Linked DNA regions of Homo sapiens: region 2 is linked to region 1. Evidence: read pairs that join two places in POLR2A ChIA-PET (ENCODE). Cell type or tissue: GM12878. All regions are shown on one strand. Links, peaks and the distances in the headings refer to the core of each region. The heading gives the core; the rest is flanking DNA. Region 1 has its middle 43 kb from the start of MIR4444-1. Region 2 has its middle 280 kb from the start of MIR4444-1.

The links. ChIA-PET counts read pairs that join two places held together with the same protein. Peaks named below come from ENCODE experiments on the same cell type or tissue, not always from the same donor. Only the 100,000 strongest peaks of a DNase experiment are listed, where the experiment ranks them.
Region 2: POLR2A ChIA-PET joins it to region 1 with 5 read pairs; 1 of 35 experiments calls an interaction of 5 or more read pairs at or near these places.

The regions. Positions count from the first base shown.
Region 1 is chr2:177,168,197-177,171,011 of GRCh38, forward strand. No RefSeq gene overlaps it. Among named protein-coding and RNA genes, the nearest start is that of MIR4444-1, 43 kb to the right of the region's middle. RefSeq lists enhancers at 125-419, 1,304-2,503, 2,082-2,251. In GM12878, for the core only: no CTCF peak of the experiment used is centred there; DNase peaks (open chromatin) are centred at 1,775 and 2,170; H3K4me3 peaks cover 384 bases; H3K27ac peaks cover 1,862 bases.
Region 2 is chr2:176,930,894-176,933,708 of GRCh38, forward strand. No RefSeq gene overlaps it. Among named protein-coding and RNA genes, the nearest start is that of MIR4444-1, 280 kb to the right of the region's middle. RefSeq lists an enhancer at 1,007-1,306. In GM12878, for the core only: no CTCF peak of the experiment used is centred there; a DNase peak (open chromatin) is centred at 1,218; H3K27ac peaks cover 2,271 bases.

The DNA of each region.
Region 1 (2,815 bases), core at 306-2,805:
GACATAGTTATCACAGCATTGATGTGATCATTCCTCTCTTAATTAGGATTCAGTGCAGATGCAATTGGCTGAAAACCCAAAATAACAGTGGCTTAGGTAAGATAGAAATTATAGTCATTATTGGGATTATCCACACATTCTGGTTCTCCTGCTTTTAGGGCAAATAGACTACTTGCCTACCTTTTTGAAGTTAGATATGGTATGTGACTTGCATTAGTCAGCAAAATGGCATGTGTTATTTTCAGTTCCAAGCCTTATCAGTATACAATTCACTACATTCCTTTTGTCTTTGTCAGCAATGGTGGAAGCATTGGTTGACATGGACACTGTCAGCCTGGCTTTCTGAGTACCCACAATGAGCAGAGTCCCCCTGCTGACCAGCAATGGACATGTGGTGTGATCAAGAATAAACTTGCGCTGGGCATGGTGGCTCACGCCTGTAATCCCAGCACTTTGGGAGTCCAAGGCAGGCAGATCACAAGGTCAGGAGTTCGAGACCGGCCTAACCAACATGATGAAACCCCATCTCTACTAAATATACAAAAATTAGCCAGGTGTGGTGGCGCGTGCCTGTAATCCCAGCTACTCAGGAGGCTGAGGCAGGAGAATCACTTGGAGGAGGTTGCAGTGAGCTGAGATCACACTACTGCACTCCAGCCTGGGCAGCAGAGTGAGACTCCATCTCAAAAAAAAAAATAGAATAAACTTGTTGTTTTGAGTCACGGGTTAAATTTCTTTCTCACACAAAAGTCTGAGTGGTGGGGCTAGGACTGATACAGTGATTCATGGTTTGAGGGACCCAAGGTCCTCTGTCTTGCTGTTCAGCTGTGCTTGGCATGCTCATGCTTCATGGTTACAGCACTCAAGCTTTAAGCAGCAGGAAGCAGGAAGGCATGGAGAGGCAAAGGGTGTGCTGCACGTCAAGGAAGGCTCCCAGAAGCTCTCTTCCACTTGGAAACCTTTGGCCAGAACTTGGTCCCATGGCTGCACCTATAGTTGCAAGGGAAAGGGAATCAACGAAGACTGGGTGAGGCCAGCCAAAAATTGTGGGTTATTTGACCACATAAAGGGACCCGGAGGACTGCATTCTGCCTTAACTCTCAAGAACTCCTTGTATAAATGTGGAGATGATAGGATTGCACTGTCCCTCCCCATTTTTCATAAAAATAAAGAAGTAGTGAGAATATTGATCAATGTGGATGATGAGAGATTGAGGCCACCCTAACTAATTTAGTTGTTGGAAGGGGGATTTTTTTCTTCCCCAACACCTCCGTTGGTAAGAGATTATAAGACAACCATCTTCATTATGACCTTCAACAAGATTTGAAATGGACTCTTTGTAGTCATTTCATGTACTTGCTCATCTGGCTACTTTTAAAGAAACAAATTCAAATTTCTATTATCTGCTATGATATATCATTAACAGCCCCCAAAATACAAGATACAGAGATAATAGAACGGCTGACATAATCACATTTAAGTGAGTTTGGCTGTACATTCATTGTTTCTTGCAAAGACCAGAGCTACAGAAAAATAGATCAATGTGATTAAGTCTAACATTGGGGAATTGTTTCTCCATTGTGTCTGAGCTGAGGCTGGCAGCAGGAATTAGTGCTGCTACCTTTAAAGGGTAGACCACGATTGATCTGGTTCCCAAGGCAGTCATTGAACAGACGTGGTGAAACTGGTCACAGCAGAGCTACATTACACGCAGGAAGTGCCCTACTGTTAAAAGAGTGTGCCCAGTTCAAAGCAAAGTGAAAAGCTTTTTGTTTGTTTTAGTTTCACATCTAAGTTCATTTTTGGTCACCATTCCTTAAATAGAATTTTTTTTCATCATCAAGCATGGGTCTTAAGCATTTTTGGTGAGCACTACACATAGACCAGGAAGGAAATAGAATCCGACACGCCAAGGACTTATGGCCCAAGATGTGGAGAGGAGAAAGGCTGACCGCTGAGTATATGGCAACTTTTGTACCAAAATTTACCATTAAAAATGCAAATCAAAAGAGAACCTGAGGCAGGCAGTGGCACAGTGGCACTGTGCTCTCCCTCTCTTTTCCTGGACCTCTGCAATACTTCTTTGCCTGCTTCCTCCCTTTATTTGTATAGTGGAAAATCTGTTGTCCATTGCTGGAGTTCAAGCATGCCTGGGCATGTTTGTCAAACTGGCAGGGCAGGCCTTGCAGAGGCCTCGAGGGGCCCTTGACAATGGACTCAGACTGGGTGTGCTACTTAAACATATCCAGACAAGTCAGGCAAATGAGTAGGGAGTGGAGGAACAGGGTATGTGTGAGATGTGGAAAAGTGTCCCAACAAAAAAAAAAATCACTCTTGGGGAAGAGGGAGAACCTCAGCTGCATGACATGAGGACTGATTTATTTTCACCTTTCAAAATCATTCTTTTTTTTTTTTTTTCAGTCCTAGGAAATTGGGTCAGAATCTGCGTATCTAATGGGATCGTTACTGTTACACTTGTAAGATTTGGAATCCGTTCAAAAAACAAGCCAGAAACAAGCCTTTGTATACGTTAGGAAAAGATGCCCTGCATTAGAGCCCGGCCAAGGGAGAGATGGGGGCAGGTAACTGCAGTCCAAAACTGAGCAGCCACTCCTAGAAGCTCTGCTTGAAATTCATGCTGTTAAGACAAGCGACCAAAAGTATTTAACTCCTGCATTGACCTAGGCACCTCTCCTCCCAGCAGTTACCTGGGAAAGATACTCAGAATCAATGAGAAATGGGAAATCAAAGAACCTGCTATGGACTGAATTGTATCCCCTCCAAAATGCATATCTTGAAGCCCGAACCCCAGTGT
Region 2 (2,815 bases), core at 253-2,752, 240 kb before region 1:
TACAAATTCCAATAAGCACATGAAAAGATGATCTACATCACAAATTATGAGGGAAATGTCAATTAGAACCATAATGAGCTACTTACTACGCACTTGAGAATATCAAGGATGGGTGAAGAGGTAGGACAACTTGAACTCTCATACATTGACTGTGTGACAGTATAAAATGGTACTATTTCTTATATAGTTAAACATATACAAGCCATGTGACCCAGCAATCTTTATCCTAGATATTTACCCAAGAGAGATAAAAATGTGTCCACGCAAAACTTTTACATCAATGTTTATAGCAGCATTATTCATAATCGTCAAAACTGAAAGCAACCCAAGTATCTATTAACCAGTGAATGGATAAACAAATTGTGGTATATCCAATGGAGTATTACTATAAAAGCAACAAAATATTAGTACTCTCGACAACATAGGTGAATCTCAAAAATATTATGCTAAGTGAAAAAAGGTAAACACAAAGGGCTACATACTATGATTCTGTCTGTATGAAATTCTAGGAAAGGCAAAACCATAGCAACAAAAAGCAGATCAGTAGTTGGTTGGCTGGGGCCAAGAGCTGGGGGAATATATTGACTGTAGGAGCACAAGGGAACTTCTAGGGTGATGGAAATGTTCTAATTTGATCATGGTGGGGAATGGATTTTTTAAATATACTAGGGATTTGTTTTTCTTTTTAAGGGATTTCTTTTGGAAAAAAAAAAAGTCCTAGAATAAGAACAGAAGCATGTTCTCTTCTGAGAAATAATCCTTAGAAAATAGAAGTTAAGCCAAAATATGTAACATTACCTATGTCTTTTAAAACTTTTCTTGTCCATCTAATTTCCATCTTAAGAAAAATTAGAAATAAATCAATTACACTTTAAATACTTTTGGTACAGTTGAATATGTACAGGACTGCTGAATATTGAATAGGTTCCCAGAGAAACTCTTTGTAACAGAACTTTCCATTTGACCATAGCCCTTAAGGCATTTAAAGACAAGTGAGAAACAGACTGTTTTGGTTCGTTGGTTTGGGTTTTTTTTTCTTTTTTTTTTCATTACTTAGCTTTGTCATCATGCTTTCCTACCACCAGAAGGCATATTTATGACTCATCAGTCAACACCCAGTGTCAGATAACTAGCCATTAACATACTTCACTTGTACTGTGATGAAAATGATATCACAACTTTCAAGAGATCCCCTTGAAGATGAAACTGAAAGAAATGGTGGCCACATGTTGTTTCAAACCTGTATTCGTTACACCTCCTGACTGCATGTCGTGCAAAAGGGCCAAACAGATGTGTAAAAAATAGCTGTTTAACAGGGGGGAAAATACTGTAAAATTGTTTATGGCAGGACAGCGGGTTCTTATAGGCAAAGTAAATTACAAATAGATTTCTCAATTACTTTTTAAAGCCTAGTATTTGATTCTTATATAACAGTCAAAAATCAATTTTGCATGGAATTTATGTGAATGCCTCATTATTAATAAAACAGCGGTTGGCGGCTGCTACTTCCTCCCCACAACAGCAGCACGCAGTGGGGAAGCATTCACGTGCCAGGCTGTGCAATTCTTTATCTTTTTATCCTCTGGTTCAGCATCATAAAAAAGAAAGGGAAGAGATGAATCCCAAGCAAATTTTAGGCATGGGCTTCTGGCAGCACCTATTTCATGGGGGCCTGCTGGTGCCCTGAGAGTACTTGGTGATGGGTGCTGAGGGAAGTCCTCACCCTACTCCCTGCTCATACTGTACCTCGAAGGTCTTTTTTAAAAAAAAAAAAAGTATAATTAAGCAAGTAACTCTAGTTGTTGAAAAAGTCACTGAGCTCTTTCTCTCGCTCTATCCTTAGCATATCCAACCTCGGTACTAGAGTCTACTGACCCTGTGAATTGATTTAAAAGGACTGGCCAGTGGCAATTTTCCCCAGATTGCTTTATTTCTCCAAAATAAAATTATTTATTTTGAAAAGAACTTGCTCCTGACCCAAACATTCTAATAACATAACAAGCATAATTCTCATTCAACAAACAAGAAAATTGAATCCCACTTATGTCTACAGACCATAACAGTCTGCTCCCTACACTGTACTTGATTCATCAAACCATGAACACTCCCCGTTTCCCAAATGAAAAGTGTAGTGTGGTGAGAAAAACCTAGCTTCTCTGGTTAGCCCTCCCTAACCAATTGGATGACTTTAAACAGTTATATCACTGTTTTAGGCCATGTCTGTTAACTGGTAAAATAAGAGAGTTTTCAAAATTATCTGAGGTTTCCTTCAGCTAAGATTTGGCAATGAGAAGAAATCATTGTATTCCCATTACATGTGAAAAGCAAAAAGAAAATTCTATGTTTGGCCAACAACATGGAGAAATGCTTATCTTCAGAGGTTAAATTCAGCTAAACAGTAGCTACCTGCTATTTCTTCTATTGGGTGCATGCCTCAAAAACGCTAACGGGGGAAATGGCAGGGCGATACACTGAGTGCTTACAGCATGTTTCCAGAAACTGATTTATTCTTGATTTGAATCTCTACTATGTGCATAATTACACCTGGTAACTGCAGGCAAGCTGTGGGCAACACTCTTGCCCCCTTAGTATTTGTGTCAGCAGTTAATTAGGAATGCAGTGCTAATACAGTCTTTAAACCAACCCCAAAAAGCTGTAGTAAAATCTAGTTTAACAAACAGACATGCATATCAGATGACTCCTTGCAGATACAGAATACCAAGAGTTTATTTACCAATGAAAATCCATGGTAGGTAAGATCTGATCCATGGGTTTGTTTGCTTTTGGGTTTTTGGAGACAGATTCTCGCTCTGTT